Regions from separate parts of the Homo sapiens genome. Here region 1 is linked to region 2. The links are chromatin loops, found by intact Hi-C in ENCODE. Cell type or tissue: endothelial cell of umbilical vein. All regions are shown on one strand. Each heading gives the region's core, and the rest is flanking DNA. Links, peaks and the distances in the headings are about the cores only. Region 1 has its middle 180 kb from the start of LINC03005. Region 2 overlaps CASC15 (cancer susceptibility 15).

Region 1 (9,820 bases), core at 823-8,822, 960 kb before region 2:
GTTCTGGGGGTTAGAAGTCCTAAATGGGTCTCACAGGGCTCCAATCAAGGTGTGGACAAGGCTGCATTCCTTCTGGAGGCTCCAGAGGGAAATTCCTTGTCTTGACTTTCCCAGCTTCTAGGGGCTGCCCATATTCTTTGGCACCATCTTGAAAACCAGCATTGGCATCGCTCCTAACTTTTCTTCTATTGTCACATCTGCCCTTCCTCCTCTGACTCTTCTGCTTCCTTTTTAGATTTATAATACCTTTTTGATTATATTGGGCCCACCAGGGGCCCAATCCAAGCCCCCCCCCGACCAATTTTGATAATCCAGGATCACCCCCTGTCCATTTTAAGATCCATAACTTAATCACAGCATGTGATGCTTTGCCTTACATGGAAAAGCATCCCCTTTGCCATGTAAGGCAACAGAGTCACAGATTCTGGGGACTAGCACATGGACATCTTTAGGGGTCATTATCTGGCCTACCACCGACTGGCTGTATTGCAGGTGACTAAGGTCCTACAAGGTAGAAACATATGTAGAAAATTATGCTGGAATTGAAATAAAATGCTTGAGGGTAGAAATGCTTCCACTGAGGCCTGGGCAAAAAGGTTTAGAGTGTGATCAGTATGTAGTTTATATGATCTTTCTTTTGAGCAAGGATTTTAGCAAGGGAGGGAGACCTCATGTAAGTCTCCACCTCCACAGGTGATTTTCTCCTTCCTATATGGGGATCAAATGCTTGCAGGTTCATCAAAGCTCAAGCAACATCCTTTTATGCCATCTGGATGATTCAGAAATATAACTAAACTATTTATAACTCATTTTTATATTCCTTAATCCAATGAGTATTTAGATGTCATATATTAAACAATGTACATCTATCTACTGCTTGCATTTCTGTCAAAATGGGATTTTTTTCACAAATGCTTTAAATATTTTATAGCCAATTGCCATTTTCACCCTAAGTTGAAAAACTAAAAGGAAATATTAGAGATGCCAGTGCAACATAAATGAGTCATCTGAATGTAAAATCATCACAATAAGATTATGAACAAAAAATATTTTATCAATAACAATTTTGATAAATATAACATTCTAGTAACCTTTGACATATCACTTCATCCTGGAAATTTTGACCTTTGACTGTGTCTCCTTCTCACCCAAGGAAAGGGAAAGAAAGAAAGGTTTGCACATTTGCCATTGCCTATTGTGATTCAAAGGCATTTGGAACAATAGCAAGTTAAGAGAGCTGCTACTTGGTGATGGCCTGTCCTATTGACCTTGAATGATCACCGTGGGGTCTTTTTCTCGAGCTATCCTAAAGGGTAAATCAGAGTTTATCAGGCTCATTAATCCAGGCTTCCACTGGGGCCTGGGCAAAAAGGTTTAGAATGTGATCAGTATGCAGCTTTCGTGACCTTTCTTTTGAGCAAGGGAGGGAGACCTCATGTAAGTCTGCACATCCGCAGGAGGTGGCTTTCTCCTTCCTATATGGGGATGAAAAGAATGATACCGAAGTCAATTCAGCAGAGAGAGTGACAAGGTCACTGTGACTGTATTCCCATGCCAGCTGTTCTCAATACAGCCTGAGTGGGTGCACCTTTAATTTTCTGATCTTCAATCTCTTTAGTGTGGATGTATTTTTATTAATAATTATGCTGGATATCTTCATCACTTTTCCTATAAAGTAGTCTTGATACGTAGTCAAAGAGGAAGGATTGGCATTGGATGATTAGGTAATGTCTTTAATTCACCGGGGCTATCTTTATTTTCATATTTACCACTTTTATTGAGACATACGATACAAAAATGGAGTAGGGAAATCCAAGTCTTGTTTGGGTACAGTTGAGGGTCAGGTGTGTAGAACAAAACCAAGTTTTTTTTCTGCATCTTTATTTCCATCTGTCTCTGATGCTGCCATACCTCAAAAGGACAAATTCTTATTTCTGGTGAAGGAGAGTCCAAAGACGTGGAATATATTAGAAATAAAAATCCCCTGGATGAGGGGCAAATCTAAGACAAAGCCAACTGTTTTCTTTATGTACTGTAAATGCTTCATTAAAACATAAAGTAGGAGAAATCAAATGATTGTATCACATATGAAGCCTTGGAACTTCTGTGAATCTTGTCAACATTTAGCATCAGCTAGGACAAATAAAAAATGTCAAGGTTTTGTATCATTTAAATTTAGGCTTTATTCTACTAAGGAGGAATGATTTCTATGGTCAGGCTGACCTTCTGATGATTACACAGGTATCTGTAAGAGATGTATAAGCGAGTGTTGCTGAGTCTCTCCATATTATGCTCACTTTAACAAGAGTGTTTTTAAAGGAGCTCACATGATTTGGGGCAAACCAACAGGGCCTTATTGTACAGATATGAATAAGCTACAACTGCTGAATGCTATCATATTTGCTTTTTAGTTAAATATGCACACAGACACAAACACACAACCTAATTTTGGAGCATTTGGGGTAATTTCTAAATAATTATAAGATTGAGTGCTCTATTTATTATTAACGCTGAATTATATTCAATAACGGTAATAAAATTCAGAGTGCCATTCTTATTTTGTAAGAATTAACAGTCTAGAGAAGAATTTAAAAAGCTTGTACATTCTGATTTGTCTCATATGTAATAAATGTATGGAAAAAGCTGTATTGGAAAGCTGTAATGAATGAGCTACTCAGGCCTGTGCAACCTGTTTAATCCACTCTCCCATCACAGCAATAGACTCAGGTATTGGTGCATGGCCAAGGTCATTGAAAGGTAAGAGGCAGTAGTGTGTGGATGAACCAGCTATAGAGTGAAAGAGTGAGGGTGGGGCACAGAGTGGGGAAGCCCCGATTTGTTGAGTTTGCTGGTTTCCCAAGGAGAAGATATTTCCACTGGGGTGATTTCAAGCTACCAAATTGACATCACTGAAAATGAAGTTTTCTTTATGGTCCTCCAAATCTGTTGGTCAGTATCATGCCCTGAGGAATAAAATGTGCTTTTCTCTTAGGCTATTATATTAGCCTATTATTCAAAACACTTTTGACTGGGCGTGGTGGCTCAAGCCTGTAATCCTAACACTTTGGGAGGCTGAGGTGGGTGGATCACCTGAGGTCAGGAGTTCAAGAGCAGCCTGGCCAACATGGTGAAACCCCATCTCTACTAAAAATACAAAAAATTAGCCAGGCATGGTGGCAGGTGCCTGTAGTTCCAGCTACTTGGGAGGCCGAGGCAGGAGAATCGTTTGAACCCGGGAGGCAGAGGTTGCAGTGAGCCCAGATCACGCCATTGCACTCCAGCCTGGGCAACGAGAGGAAGAGTCCGTCTCAAAAAACAACAACAATAACAACAAAAAACACTTTCTGCCCATGCATAAGCTTCTAAGTGAAATATCCCTACTCACCACCCCTGAAGACATAGCTTGCACAAAATAATAAATACAAAAAATTAGGCAGAAATGGATATTGACCAACAGTAGTCAATGTACTAGCTGTAAAGAAATTATAATAAAATAAGCTAGGCCGGTACCACTCACTTTCTCCGGGATTTTAATTGAGAAGTACAGAGAAAATCAAGCCATTAGTAGTCATTGCTGAAGGTCAAAAGAGGCACAGAGAGAGAAGCTATGAAGTCGTGTAGGGGCTTTAAGGTGGAGAATATGGCAAACTAAAGCTAAAATATATAGAAACTCAGGGAAAAAAGACATTAAGATACAGAGTCTCATTTACTCTGAGAGATATGGATAAGAACTGGCTCCTAGACCTTCTTTGATTCCCATCAACACTCTTATTCCAGATTTGGATCACATATATTCTTAAGAGAAGCTCTCTTTTTATTAAGGCCACTTGAGTTAGAATCTTTTTAATTATAAAAAGACTTTGGGTAAACATTTAAGTAAACAAAAAGACTTCAAGTAAAACAAATTTGTACCAGGAATTGGGCTTAAGCTAGTGGAAATGGTGGGGTAATTGGAATTACTTAGGCCATTATAATGGCTTTGCTTCTGGAATGAAATTCTGATATTTCATGCTATATGTTGCAGCTAATAAAGTTATATTCTGTGCTTTCTGGAGAAGGGGAGCATCATGACTTTCTTCACTGTAAAAAAAAAAATGTTAGGCGGCAAGTTAATCCTCTTAAAATTACTCATCCCCTTAAATATCCTACCATCTCAAAATAAATGACATTTTAGTACCAGCCATGAGAACCATATGTTACAAGGTAATGAACTATTCCAGAAAATGAAATATATGTTTAGGACAAGAGCAAGTGAATGGTACATGGCATCAGGTACAGAAATAAAGGTTTGTGTCCCATTTTTCCCTTTTGCAAAAGTTGGTTGTTATAACAGTTCTAGTTATTTCCCACTATTGTATATCAATTGTTTAGCAATGTTTGTTTACTTTACAGATTGCAAAGAGGAGATAAATAAAAACCCAATATACTTTAATGGTACTATTTAAAATAACAGCTAGTTTTCTATGTGACAAATATTCTTCTAAGCACTTTAGATACATAGATTCACTTAATCCTCTCAAAAATCTAAAAAAGGTAGTTGAGGAACATACCCATTTTACAGACTAGGAGACCGAGGAATAAAGAAGTTAAGGTAATTTCCCTGATATTATATATTGGAGCCAACTTTCATAGCCAGACAGCCTAGCTTCAGACCAATAGTTTTTTGGGTTTTTTTTTGTTTTTTTTGTTTTTTTTGTTTTTTTTTTGAGACGGAGTCTCGGTCTGTAGCCCAGGCTGGAGTGCAGTGGCACGATCTCAGCTCACTGCAATCTCCGCCTCCCTGGTTCACGCCATTCTTCTGCCTCAGTCTCCCGAGTAGTTGGGACTACAGGCGCCCGCCACTACGCCCGGCTAATTTTTTTGTATTTTTTTTTTTAGTAGAGACGGGGTTTCACCGTGTTAGCCAGGATGGTCTTGATCTCCTGACCTCGTGATCTGCCCGCGTCAGCCTCCCAAAGTGCTGGGATTACAGGTGTGAGCCACCGCCAGACCAATAGTCTTGACCATTGCCCAGTGGATTCCAATATCATTAAATAGTCTTTGATGTGGCCTTTTGTCATTTCTTCTGGAGGCACTAGATGGAGTTGACACAAAAGCATCCTATTCTTAAGGTATCAATGTATTTACAATGCATGTGATAGATGGAATGTGTCAGATGGGGACAACTTTTGAATTGGATGAATGGGATGTAGGGAGTTTGCTTTACTAATTAGCAAGAGTTAAGCTCTATTAGATATGTTTCATACCTTGTTCACCATGGCTACGTTCCTTACCAGGAAAAACTGCTTCATAATAATTTTAGTGCACAGGTTTCCACCTCCTTAGTGATTCCCACCTAGGCCAAGAATGAGACACTGGACTCAAAGGCAGCCAATCCAAAAGCTGATGAGAAAACTGTGATATGGCCTGGCTTACAAAAGATGAGCTCAGCAAGTGAGATTCTCTTGAAAATCAGAACTAGGAAATTCTAAGAGCCTGAGTCATTTAGCAGGAGGAACCAAAGTTAAATGTTGTAGAAATCAGCCTGGAAACATGATGATGGGCTTTGCCAAAGTTATGAGGTAACAGAAACTATGAGTAAGCAGAGCCATTAGGTAGAAAAAAAAAATTAAGTACAAAGTAAGGAAACTATTTTTTTCGTTGGACATTAAAAGCAGGCCTGGGGGAATATTTGAATCACATCATACACAGCCGACTGTACAATGAAGACCCCCAAAGTATTGCTGTTGAGGTCTCTAGGAGTATTATGAGTCTAGGAAGGCCTTTCTCTTAGAGACTCTAATCGAAGGTGGCCATGTCACTAGATCCTGTTTACTTGGGGTTTTTTCCCCTTGTAAACAAAAGCTTCTTCCTAAGACATTAAAGATATGTTCAGAATTATTCAGAACCCACTTTTCTTGTCTTTTGTAGCTTCTAGTAACTATTCTTTCATAGCTCCTCCAAGGCACGGGTTAGTAACTCACCTTTGGAGTTAGTCAGTGACAACTTGGGCACCTCTTAGAATGGCACCATCACGTGACAGTCTTTAAAGAAGTATCTTTTGTTATCCAATACTTTCAACGTGTCTGGACTTCAGAAGACGAAAGTGAGTTGCATTATAATAATTAGCTGCAGGAATAGTATAGAAAGGTGTCTCTTGCAAGAACTAGAACTTAGATATGGAATCAAAAGGAGAAACAAGCTTGCAAGAATCCATGGAAAAACTAGACAAATATTTGGACTGATTTTAATCATTTCCTTCGTTCCAACTTCTCCACAATAAATTAAATAATTAAACAGAATCATTCATTTATTTATCAAAAATAAGGCAACTGAGAGCTTATTTTTGTTAACATTTTATCATGTTACATACTAAGTTCTTTTTTCACCCTGACTATTCTCTCCTTAGGAAGCTACACCTAGGCCATTCTCTCCAGATATTTGTTTTTTTTACTTCTAGCTAGTACCTATGGCTAGACAAGTAGATAGCAAGTTGTCTGTGGCGTTCCTTTGGAGTTACCTTACTAATTGTGTCTAACCATATTACCTGATTTTTTTCTTCTATTTTGAAGTTTGTGATTAACAGTGACCTAGCTTAGGAAGATGTAAGTTAGGCATAATAATAATAATATAATGTGGTTTGAAATTTGCAAAATAATTTTAAATCAAGTATTTTGTTTTCTATTGTGATAACTAATTTCTGAAATGACATGGCATTTATTACTATTTCCTTTTCGGGTGTATTGATAAGAATGGTTTCCACTGTAATTGACAGAAACCTAAACACAAAGTGGGCAAAACAATAAAGGAGCTATTGGACGACTGAAAATGATCTGGCTTTAGGCATTTCGATTGGGATGCTACATCTCTCACTCTGGAATTCTCTGGTTCCATCCTCTTCCATGTTTTGGCTTCCCATGAAGGTGACTTTTCCATTTGGCAGCAAAAGGTTGCAGCAGTCACAGGCCTCTTATCTGCTAACCTAACTATCTGCTCATCCGACCACTTGCTTGACCTGACCAAGGGGCTTTTCTTTCCCCAACTATGGCACTGAAGTCCTAGGCCTCTATCTGACCAGACCAACTTAGGTCAAGTGGGCAGTCCGGAAAGAGTTATCCAAATGCCAAGCACTGAGCAGTTTAGGCCTGGGTTAAGTGTTTGTCACTGAGCCAGTCATTGTGAATATGGAATTGGTTTGAGCTGAGTGGATGAGGCCAATTGCCCCTGGAGATGCAGCAGGGGAATGTGATCCCATCCTAATTGCATGGCTGGTACCTGCGACAGTATGCTGAGATGGCTACTTCCAAAAGATATACTATGACAGGTGAGCAGGCAACCAAAAGTGTGGACTCCTGAGAATATGATTTGGATTTCTGCTTTCTACTCTATTTATTTGACTCATAAAAGTGAGAATACTACTAATACTTTTCTCTCAAAAAGGGAATGATGAATCTCTGCCATGTAATTTGGTAAACTACTATGTTATGAGCTAAAAGGCAATTTCATTAGCTTACTATGGTTGATGTTGTGTCTATTATTAGTTAAATTATTTTTTAGAACTTAAAGATAGTCCGGGCATGGTGGCTCACGCCTGTAATCCCAGCTCTTTGGGAGGCTGAGGTGGCTGGATCACCTGAGGTCAGGAGTTCAAGACCAGCCTGACCACCATGGTGAAATCCCGTCTTTACTAAAAACAGAAAATTAGCTGGGTGGGGTGACGGGCACCTCTAATCCCAGCTACTTGGGAGGCTGAGGCAGGAGAATCGCTTGAACCCAGGAGGCGGAGGTTGCAGTGAGCTGAGACTGCAGCATTGCACTCCAGCCTGGGCGACAAGAGTGAAACTACTTCTAAAGAAAAAAAAAATACAGAAATAAGTCAGACATTTAATAAGAACTCTCGTTTCTTATAAGTAAATCAAATGCTTGTGTAGATATTCAATTTCACCAGAATTTTCCAGTGTGTTTTGTAACATGGTATAGAAATCTGAAATGGCTATTACTAAGATATAGATAATCCTGTCATCAAAATATTTGGGAAATGTTAAATTAGACAAGAGTAAATCGGTGTCCTTGCAATAAGATTCTCAGAATCTTTAACATGCCAATATTAAATGTGAATCTTTAAGAGAGAGTCATATTATTGCTGAATTTGTCATATAAATTTCATCATAAAATCATTTAGTGGGGATAAAACATTAGAAAAGTAATTCTTAACTGAAGGTAATTTTTTCTCCAGGGGGCACTTGGCAATGTCTGGATGCCTTTGTTTCTTGCCACAAATGGGTAGGTGTTATTGACCTCTAGTAGCAGGATGCTAAACATCCTACAATGCACAGGACAGGCCCTATACAACCAAGAATTACCCAGCCAAAAATATCAAGAGTACCACAGTTGAGAAAACCTGTTTGAATTAATGTGATATGAAATTAACTCTGCGAAACACCGATTTAGACAGCTGATGCCAGATTTCCTACTTCTAAAGAATAGCGTAATCATCTGCTTTTCCAATGGCTCACCATTCACTTGGCCTTTATTCAACATGAGGATAGACACCTTAGTATTTGAAGTGTACCAAAGCAAAGCAAGGCTAAATCCTAAAATATGTCCAAAATATGCCTAACAGGGTTACTATAATAAACTATGTTTATTAAAAACGATTAAAACCTTTATTATTACGCTAAAACCTTCATTCATCTACTATCGTACATTTTATATGAAATCAGTCAAATTATCCTTCTCAAATAGCAGCAACTACATACTAATACCTTACATTTTGAAAACCACTGTATCCTTTCCACACAACTTTCATACCTCCATTCTGATTCCCTATATCTTCATCACATCCTTGAGGCATAGACTGATAAGATAAAATTACATAGGTTTTGAAAGAGGAATATTTTAATGTTTAGTACAATTTGATTCTATTCTGACAATCTCATAGAATAATTCAAATAGGAAGTTTCCATTAGTCTTGTAAACGTCTGTTCAATAAAGTCAATTGCTCTGTGTGAGACTTTATATTTAATAAATATTAAAACATATTTAAGAGTAAATACTTGATTTTAAAACAAAGTTTTCTAGGATTTAATCTATTAGATTAAAATAATAAAAAATTGAGACACAAAAAGTTGACTACATTCAACTATTAAGAGGAATTTAATCAGAATTGAAACTTGCTAATAGCTGTATGTGAGTGGATATCCTTAAGATGTACTGATACCATAAGATTACAATGAGTTTGTGATTATTTGGCCATTCTCTGCCTTGCTTGTTTGGGAAATTCCAGTTTTAACATAGACATAAACCTAAAGCTTTAAAGACAGACAAGCAAACACCACCGCAAATAAACAGAACAAAACCCTGTGGCATCTCTTAGATATTGTCCTCAACCTTCCAAAGTCAAATCACACAGAGAAACTGAGGTAACAGAAACATTGTTACACATGAGGCAGCCGAAACCCAGAGGACCTGACAGACTTAACTGTCAGAGTCAGGTGTGAAACAGCTCTGCTGATTCTTAGTCACAGCTCTTTCCACAAATATATTGTTTTAATTATGAAATTCCTAGAGCACAAGACTGATCTAGCTGGAGAAATCTTAAAGGAGGCTGTTAATCTTTGCCTCCCCACATTGCAAAGTAGAAGGGTAAATACATGTCCAACGAGATCATTAATCACTCTCATTTATTTCTTTTCTTTTTCTTCTTTTTTTTTTAAATAGAATTATATGAGTAGCAGGAAGAGTAGGTCAAGTGAGGTAACAGGTCTAATTAGGAAGCAGGGTATTGGCAGGGCACATCCCAGGACTGTAGTGGAAATTCCCTAACATTGTAATTTAGTCA
Region 2 (9,820 bases), core at 982-8,981:
AAATTTTAGGCACAATATGTCAGGCAGCATTATTTGTAATGGCAAATGAGGAGTGTTCAACGATAAGGAAATGTAAACTATGGCGGACCTAATTAGTAAAATATTACAAAATATTACCTAGCAATAAAAAGTATACTCATGGCCAGGTACAGTGGCTAACATCTGTAATCCTAGAACTTTGGGAGGCCCAGGCGGGTGGATCACCTGAGGTCATCAGGAGTTCGAGACCAGCCAGGCCAACATGGTGAAACTCCATCTCTACTAAAAATAGAAAAATTAGTCCAGCATGGTGGCAGGTGCCTGTAATCACAGCTACTCAGGAGGCTGAGGCAGGAAATTGCTACAACCTGGGAGGCGGAGGTTGCAGTGAGCCAAAATCACGCCATTGCACTGCAGACTGGGGAACAGAGCAAAAACTCCATCTCAAAAAAAAAAAGAAAAAGAGAAAGAAGTATACTCATGACCCAATGATCTATGCAAAAACACTCACAAAAGACAAAGAACAGGTGGGGGCACGGTGGCTCACGCCTGTAATCCCAGCACTTTGGTAGGCTGAGGCAGTGGATAACTTGAGTTCCAGACCAGCCTGGCCAATAAGTAAAACCTCGTCTCTAGTAAAAATACAAAAACTAGCCAGGCGTAGTGGTGGGCGCCGGTAATCCTGGCTACTTGGGAGGCTGAGGCAGGAGAATAACTTGAACCTGGAAGGTGGAGGTTGCAGTGAGCTGAGATCGCGCCATTGCACTCCAGCCTGGGCAACACAGCAAAACTCCATCCCCCCACACACAAAAAAAAGACAAGGAATGACTGAAAGTGAGCCAGTTGGAAATATGCCAAAATCATTCAGTACAGTATTCAAGTAACTGGGTTTTATGTAACTTTTTTTTTTTTTTTTTTTTTGCTTCTCTTAAAAAATTGTCTTCATGGCTGGACATGGTGGCTCACACCTATAATCCCAGCACTTTGGGAAGCCAAGGCGGGCGATCACCTGAGGTCGGGAGTTCAAGACCAGCCTGACCAACATGGAGAAACCCCATCTCTACTAAAAATACAAAATTAGCCGGGGGTGGTGGTGCATGCCTCTAATCCCAGCTACTCGGGAGGCTGAGACAGGAGAATTCCTTGAACCCAGGAGGCGGAGGTTGCAGTGAGCTGAGCTCGCACCATTGAACTCCAGCCTGGGCAACAAGAGTGAAACTCCATCTCAAAAAAAAATTTCATCATTTGTTAGACTAGAAAAAATAAGAAGTTATTATTATTACTTAATATTACAGAATGTTTTGATCTTTTTTTTTTCCACTACATCTGGGAGGGTGAGTCAGAAATTTCTCCTCTGTTTCACCAAGCACAGAATGCACCACACCACCACAAAACAGTTCTCTAAACAGTAAGTGTGAAATCACTTGGGCAACTTTTTTTTTACTTTTTCTGTTTTGAGACGGAGTCTCACTCTATCACCCAGGCTGGAGTGCAGTGGCATGATCTCAGCTCACTGCAACCTCTGCCTCCTGGGTTCAAGAGATTCTTCTGCCTCAGCCTCCAGAGTAGCTGGCACTACAGGCGTGTGCCATCACGCCCGGCTAATTTTTGTATTTTTAGTAGAGATGGGGTGTCATCATATTGGCCAGGCTGGTCTCGAACTCCTGACCTCGTGATCCGCCCGCCTCGGCCTCCCAAAGTGCTGGGATTACAGGCGTGAGCCACCGTTCCCGGCCTCACTTGGGCAACTATTAATTGACGTACCTGCATATACTTATGCCTCCAAAGCCCTCATCTTGTAAGAAATCTAATACTATTCTTTAAGTAGAAAAATGTAATATACTGATGACCTAGCTCAGGAATCCTACGGAATACAGTCTTAAGTTTCCTTGACTTTTGCCTCAGGGACTAATGAGAAGAAGGCCTCAGATTCTTTAATTGATGGCTCTGGAACTGACCAGTGATAAAGAAGATTGATCTTTCATTTGAAGGCATGCTTAGTGTTTGGGTTACAGTTATATGAAATAATTATGTAGAAGAAAACTGCACAAGCATAAGGCACTGTGCTACGCTTTGTGGGATTATAAAAGTATATGAGACCTATTCCTACCTTCAAGCAGCTTAGAGTCTTCACTATCAGACAGCACACAATATTATGTAAACCAAATACAAAGATGTCAATGAATACTTATGTTAATTAGAGCCATCCTTATTTTTCTCTAAGATCTAACACGATCACAGGGGTTCTAAGTCTGGAAACTATATTTCTCAGATTCCTTGGCCAGCAAGGTTCTAGGTTTAGGTTCTTTCAAAGGCACTTATACAAAACTGGAAGATGGCAGAATCCATTTGTCTTTGACTCTGGCAGCAATAGCAGCAGCAGATTTGTACAGAGTCTTGTAACACAAGCTCTAGGCGCTGGTCTCCTGTAGTGACTGAGTAGGCCGTGGTGGGGCGACGAAGACATACTCTGGCATTAGAAGTAATAGTTTCCTGCAGTTACTGGTCTAGGAAACACCGACACCTCCACCATTCATTTGCTGCTCTAGTCCTTTTAACAGTTACAACCTAATTCCCTGTATTGACTCCTACCCTGCTTGAAATATTAATAGATAAATAGGTTCAGTTTCTTCGAGTGACCCATGACTCAGTCAGGAAATGGCAGAATCTCTTCTTCTGGTCTCTTTTGGAAAAAGGCTAAATCCTAGTGTACAAAACATAGTCTTCTAACTCTACCACCAACTTTTTAAAGCTATTTTTTGACCATCATTATGAGCTTTCTCTCTTAATTGCCAAAAATATGGAGAATGATGATACAGGAAAATTAATGTTTTTATATCAAACATTTGACAAAGATTAATATTCTCTTGAATTAGATATGTTTATCCTTTAGAATAGTAATGACATATTAAGTAGAGGGATGCTCCTTGAGGACAATAATATAATCACTGGAGGCTTAGCCTGTTATTAATTAAGCTTATCAAAAGTATCATTATGTGTGTGCACGCAAATCTATACATACATATTGTATGCCTTCTTTTTCTTTTCTTTTTTTTTAAGACAAGGTCTCCCTCTTTCACCAAGGCTGCAATACAGTGGTGTAATCATGACCCACTGCATCTTCCCATCTTGGCCTCCAGAGTAGCTGGGACTGGGACTACAGGTGTGCACCACCACGCCAGGCTAAGTTTTGTATTTTTTTGTAGACACAGTATCTCACTATGTTGCCCAGGCTGGTCTCAAACTCCTGGACTCAAACAACCCTCCTGCTTTGGTCTCCCAAAGTGCTGGGATTACAGGCATCAGCCACCTTACCTGGCCTCATATGCCGTCTTAATTTTTTGTCTCCTTACCTAGATTCCCATCATAATTCCATATACATATAACCTAATTATATTACATGATAATTCAGACTACCTAAAGCCTCACAGGACTCATGTACAATGTAGAAGTGACTATAGTCCCCAGAATTTACATGCACGACTGCTTTAACGTGGAAAGGAACAGCGGCCACCTCCTATGTACAAAATCAATATGGATTAGGTCAGACTTCTGGTTCTGGGTGAAATGGCATAAAAACACTTCACTCATTTCTCCCACTGAACAGAAGCATACAACCTGAACAGATATAAAGCAACTACTGGAAAAAATTCTAGAAAGTGAATAGCATCAGGGAAATCATGGAAGACCACTGGAATCAAAGTTGCAATCAAACTACTAGTGGGTTTACCATTTATTTTCTCCTAGTAGCCTCAGGCCTGAACTTAATCAAGCTGGAAACCTAGAAATGAGCACTGCTGCAGTGAAGGAGAATGCTCCAGAAGCCCTCTAGTTATGGCTCATGGACAAACAAGAGGGCTCCTAACACTCATGGACGGTGTGAAATCCTTGACTTTGTTCTCTGTTGTTTCTGCTCTTTTGTGTCTGTCATTCATGAGGTTGCTTCCAGGCAATTCCAGGACAGTGAGGGCAATGACCAGTAAAGCGGTCAGCAAGAAGGAAAACTGAGGGAGGGGAACCTTTCTCTCCATTTAGTGGAGGTGTGATGAGGCCGACCTCTATTGCTTTTTTAACTCTCACCATCCTTCTCTTGCTTGGGCCCAGAGAAAGTCCCAAATAAGGAAGTTCACAGTAGCTCCTAAAAGACTGAAAGGGGGAGCCCTAAGGAGCTAAAAAGTTCCAAGGAGAATACAGAGGAGTAGTTCAGGAAAGTGACACCATAGAGTTGCTCATGAATTCCAGGGATCATCACCAACCCTTAAATGTTTGCATCAATTGTAATTAGCATACCAAAGGCTCAGAGAATGGAACTAACAGATAGACGCACTGCACAGGTCACAGACTGACCACAAGGTGGCACACTCACAGACTAGAACCGAAGAGTACTTCAAGGACTTTGAAAAGTAAACTGATACTCCCTTGAGTATCCAACCCCCTGAAGTTAGGTTGGAACTTGGAGCCTGAACCTAACCAGATCAATTGCCTGCTTAGAGAAAAAAAAAAAAAAAAATTTCCATGGGATTAAACACAACCCAGAGACTCATAACATAATCATCAAAATATCTAGGAGAGACTCCAAAATTACTCAACATACCAAGAACCATGAGAATTTCAACTCATACCAACAACCATGAAAATTTCAACTCACACAGAAAAAGATACACATATCAATGCAACATAATACAGATGCTGAAGTTATGTGAAAAAGACTTTAAGGCAGCTACTATATGATAGAGCACTTCTTTTATGTTTGAATGAGCAATCATAAACACTCTTGAAACAAATGTTAAAATAAAGTCTTAGCAATGAAATAGAAAATACAAAAAAGAAATGAATGGAAATCTTAGAACTGGAAATGAAAATCAAAATTTTAAATTCACTGGATGAACTCAAAAGCAGAGTGGAGATGACAGGGGAAAAGGTTATTGGACTTGAAGATAAATCAATAGACATTACCTACTCTGAATAACAGGAAGAAACAGGTTAAGAATTATATGAGCAGAACTTCAGAAATATATGACTGAATAACTGAAGGTCTAACATTCAGGTCCTTGAAGTCCCTAAAGGAGATGGGCAATAATGCGTGCTAGAATTATGTTTAAAGAAGTAAGAGGCCGGGTGCAGTAGCTCACACCTGCAATCCCAGCAGTCTGGGAAGCTGAGGCAGGTGAAGCACCTGAGGTCAGGAGTTCGAGACCAGTCTGGCCAATATGGTGAAACCCCATCTCTACTAAAAACACAAACATTAGCTGGGCATAGTGGCGCATGCCTGTAATCCCAGCTACTTCAGAGGCTGAGGCAGTAGAATCGCTTGAACCTGGGAGGCGGAGGTTGCAGTGAGCAGAGATCGCACCACTGCACTCCAGCCTGGGTGACAGAGCGAGACTCCATCTCAAAAAAAAAAAAAGAAAAACCCACAAAATTAGCTGGGTGTGGTGGCGCATGCCTGTAATCCCAGCTACTCGGGAGGCTGAGGCAGGAAAATTGCTTGAACCCGGGAGGCGGAGGTTGAAGTGGGTCGAGATTGCGCCACTGCACTCCAGCCTGGGTGACAGGGCAAAACTCTGTCTTAAAAAAAAAAAAAAAAAAAAAAAAGAAGTAGGAGTGGAAAATTTGCCAGGTATTGCGAAGATAAACCTACAGTTTCAAGAATCTATGCAAATCCTAAATAGCGTAAATTCAAACAAATTCATGCTAAGATAAACTGCTAAAAACTAAGGACATTCTGTTTTGGGTGATGAAAATATTCTAAAACCAGAGAATGCTGATAGTTACACAACATTGTGAATGTAATTAACACCACTGAATTACACATTGTAAAATGGTTAAAATGGTAAAATTACCACAATATTTTAAAAAACTCAAGACAGAAAATGATCTTCAAAGCAGAGTAGAATGACAGATACATTACATCAAAGTAACATTGATTAGAAAACAATGATTAGAATGATTATGGATCTTTAACATAAACTATCAAGACCAGAAGGAAGTAGCAAAAAACTTTTAAAGAACTGTCATCTTTTAAAGTAAATACTTGTCAATCTAAAATAATGAACTGTTGGCCAGGTGCGGTGGCTCACACCTGTAATCCCAGCACTCTGGGAGGCCGAAGTGGGCAGGAGATGGAGACCATCCTGGCTAACAAGGTGAAACTCCATCTCTACTAAAAATATTAAAAAATTAGCCGGGCGTGGTGGCAGGTGCCTGTAGTCCTAGCTACTCTGGAGGCTGAGGCAAGAGAATGGCCTGAACCCGGGAGACGGAGCTTGCAGTGAGCCAAGATCGCGCCACTGCACTCCAGCCTGGGAGAGAGAGCAAGATTCCGTCTCAAAATAATAATAATAATAATAATAATAATAATAAAATAAAGTAATGAACTGTCATCCTAGATTTTGTATCCAGTGAAAGCATCTATCAGGAATAATGATAAAATAAAGGCATTTGTGGATTAAGGGAAACTTTCACACTGTATAGTCAGCAAACTTGCTCTAAAAGAATTACTAAAGGAAGTTCTTCAGACAGAAGGAAAATGACAATAGAAGGAAACATGAGTAACAGGAACAAAGGAAGAGTGACAGAAATGATGAGTATCTGAATAAAATATATTACTCTTCAACTCTTTACATTGTGTTTGATAGTCAAAAGCAAAAAGTACCTAATGAGATTTTCAATGTATGCAGATGTTACACATAGACAATAAAGATGTAAAAGAGGGAGTGGAAAGGAACTTATAAGATGGTAAGTGTATTACATCCCCAAGAAAGTAATAAAATACTAACTATAAGTAGATGTTAAACAGTTAAATATGTATTTTGTAATCCATGGAGCAACCACTAAAAAAGCTATACAAAGAGATATCGTCAAAATCATAATAAATTAACAGGCCATACTAAAAATGCTCAAATATAAAAAAAAGTCAGAAGTAAAAAAAGAAAACAACAATAAAAAAGAGAAACAAGCCAGATGTGGTGGCTCACGTCTATAATCCCAATACTTTGGGAGGCCGCTTGAGCCCAGGAGCTTGAGACCAGCCAGGGCAAATAGGGAGACTCCATCTCTACAAAAGATTAAAAGTTAGCCAAGTATGGTGGTACACGCCTGTAGTTCCAGCTACTCGGGAGGTTGAGGTAGAAGGATTGCTTGAGCCCAGGAGGTCAAGGCTGCAGTAAGCCCTGATCATGCTACCGCACTGTCAGCCTGGGTGACAAGGCGACATGCTATCTCAAAAAAAAAAAAAAAAAAAAAAAGAGAAACAAACAAGAAATAATGAAATGGTAGATCTAAATCCAAATGTATCAATAATTACAATAAATGCACATGGTCTAAAACACAATTAAAAGTCAGAGATTGTCATATTGGACTAAAAACTATGACTCAATATAGTCTATTTATAAGAAATTGACTTCAAATATATTTATATAGGTAGGTTAAAAGTAAACTACAAAAAGTATAAGGCAAACAAAAATTAGAAATCTAGAAAAGCAAACGATATCAGAAAAAAGGCAAAAGACATGAACAGACATTTCACCAAAGAGGATACGCAGATGGCAAATAAGTACATGCAAAATTTTTTTTTTTTTTTTTTTTTTTTTGAGATGGAGTCAAGCACTGTTGCCCGGGCTGGAGTGCAATGGCATGATCTTGGCTCACTGCAACCTCTGCCTCCCAGGTTCAAGCAATTCTCCTGCCTCAGCCTCCCAAGTAGCTGGGATTACAGGTGCCTACCACCACGCCCAGCTAATTTTTTGTATTTTTAGTAGACACGGGGTTTCACTATGTTGGCCAGGCTGGTCTCGAACTCCTGACTTTGTGATCTGCCTGCCTCAGCCTCCCAAAGTGCTGGGATTACAGATGCGAGCCACCCGGCCAGCAAAAATGTTCAACATCATTAGCCATCAAAGAAATGCAAATTACACCACAATGAGATGTTACAACATACCTATCAGGATGGTTAACACATAAGAGTGACAAAACCTAATTCCGGTAAAAGTGCAGAAAAACTGTATTGCTTGTACACTGCTGGTGGAATATAAAATGATATAGCCACTCTGGAAAACATTTAGGAAGTTCCCTTTAAAGCTAAACATTGGGATACTACTCAGCAATAAAACTGATATACACAACAAGTTGGATCAATCACTATGGAATTATACTGAGTGAAAAAAGGCCAATCCCAACAAGTTACATGCTGTGTGACTCCATTTATATAACATTCTTGAAATGGCAAAATTACACAATTGAAGAACAGATTAGTGGTTGCTAGAGGGCAGGGACTGGAGGCAGGGGAATGACTGTGGTTATAAAAGGGCAACATGAGAAATGCCTGTGGTAATAGAATTGTGCTGTATTTTGACCTTGGTTTTAGATACACAAAACTACATGTGTGATAAAATCACATTTAAATACATACACACACACAGTGTATGTAAAACTGAGGAAATCTGAATAATATCCATGAGTTATATCAATGTTAATTTCCTGGTTGTGATATTATACTCTATTGTGTAAGATGTTACCATCAGGGGAAATTAGGTAAAAAGTTCACAGAATCTCGGCCGGCCATGATGGTTCACGCCTGTAATCCCTGCACTTTGGGAGGCCAAGGTGGGTGGGTCACCTGAGGTCAGGAGTTCAAGACCAGCCTGGCCAACATGGCGAAACTCCATCTCTACTAAAAATACAAAAAGATTAGCCAGGCATGGTGGTGGGCGCCTGTAATTCCAGCTACTCAGGAGGCTGTGGCAAGAGAATAGCTTGAACCAAGGAGGTGGAGGTTGCAGTGAGCTGAGATTCAAGCCACTGCACTCCAGCCTGGGCAACACAGCAGGACTCTGTCTCAAAATAAACAAAAAACAAAGAGATACAACATGATAATAAAATAACTGATTCACCAAGAAGATACAACAATTATATATGTATATGCACCTAACAACAGAGCTTAAAATACGTCAAATAAAACTGATTAAAAAAATTTTTTTAAGAATAGATAAATCTGACTGGGAGTGATGCTTCACATCTATACTCCCCGCACTTTGGGAGGCCAAAACAGGTGGATCACCTGAGGTCAGGAGTTTGAGACAAACCTGGCCAACATGGTGAATCCCCATCTCTACTAAAATACAAAAAAATTAGCCGAGCGTGGTGGCACGTGTCTGTAATCCCAGCTACTTGAGAGTCTGAGGCACAAGAATCACCTGAACCTGGGAGGCAGCGGTTGCAGTGAGCCGAGATCATACCACTGCACTCCAGCCAGGGTGACACAGTGAGACTCCGTCTCAAAAAAAAAAAGAAAAGAAAAGAATAGATAAATCTGCAGTTATAATTGTAGGCTTCAAGACTCTATTCTCAGTAAGAGATAGAACTAGTTGACAGAAGACCAACAAGGATAGCCAAGCACTGAATGTCATGTTAACCAATTGAATCTAGTTGAACATTCCACCCAACACCACCAGCAAAATACATATTCTTTTCCAGAGTAAATGGAACATACACCAAGAGAAATCATAGGTTGAGTCATTTGAGAAAAAAAAATAAACACCTCAACTAATTTTAAAAGATTGTGATCATACAATGCATGTTCTCAGGTTATAATTCAATTAAATTAGAAGTCAATAATAGGAAAGTCTCCAAATATTTAGAAATTGAAAATCAATAGGTAAACTTCTAAAGTAGTTTCATTTATATGTATTATATTTGAAACTGTGAAAATTATATGTAATTAAGTCCATTGTGTATTAAAAATCAGGAGAGAATTAAGTCTATGGAACTACTGAAGTCATTTGGAAATCAGAAGCTAGGCTGAGTTTGTGCCCGCTGTGGTGCTGCCAATATTGGTGTGGAG

What was found. A loop is a pair of places that touch in the nucleus more often than their neighbours do. Peaks named below come from ENCODE experiments on the same cell type or tissue, not always from the same donor. Only the 100,000 strongest peaks of a DNase experiment are listed, where the experiment ranks them.
Region 1: it touches region 2 in a loop (6-fold over the local background); 3 of 110 quality-filtered maps call a loop at or near these places.

The regions. Positions count from the first base shown.
Region 1 is chr6:22,888,329-22,898,148 of GRCh38, reverse strand. No RefSeq gene overlaps it. Among named protein-coding and RNA genes, the nearest start is that of LINC03005, 180 kb to the right of the region's middle. RefSeq lists an enhancer at 968-1,570. In endothelial cell of umbilical vein, for the core only: no CTCF peak of the experiment used is centred there; a DNase peak (open chromatin) is centred at 5,538; H3K27ac peaks cover 1,741 bases.
Region 2 is chr6:21,930,273-21,940,092 of GRCh38, reverse strand. All of the region lies in intron 5 of CASC15 (cancer susceptibility 15), which reads right to left. Among named protein-coding and RNA genes, the nearest start is that of NBAT1, 210 kb to the left of the region's middle. In endothelial cell of umbilical vein, for the core only: a CTCF peak has its summit at 4,335 (motif pointing right); a DNase peak (open chromatin) is centred at 6,572; H3K27ac peaks cover 1,701 bases.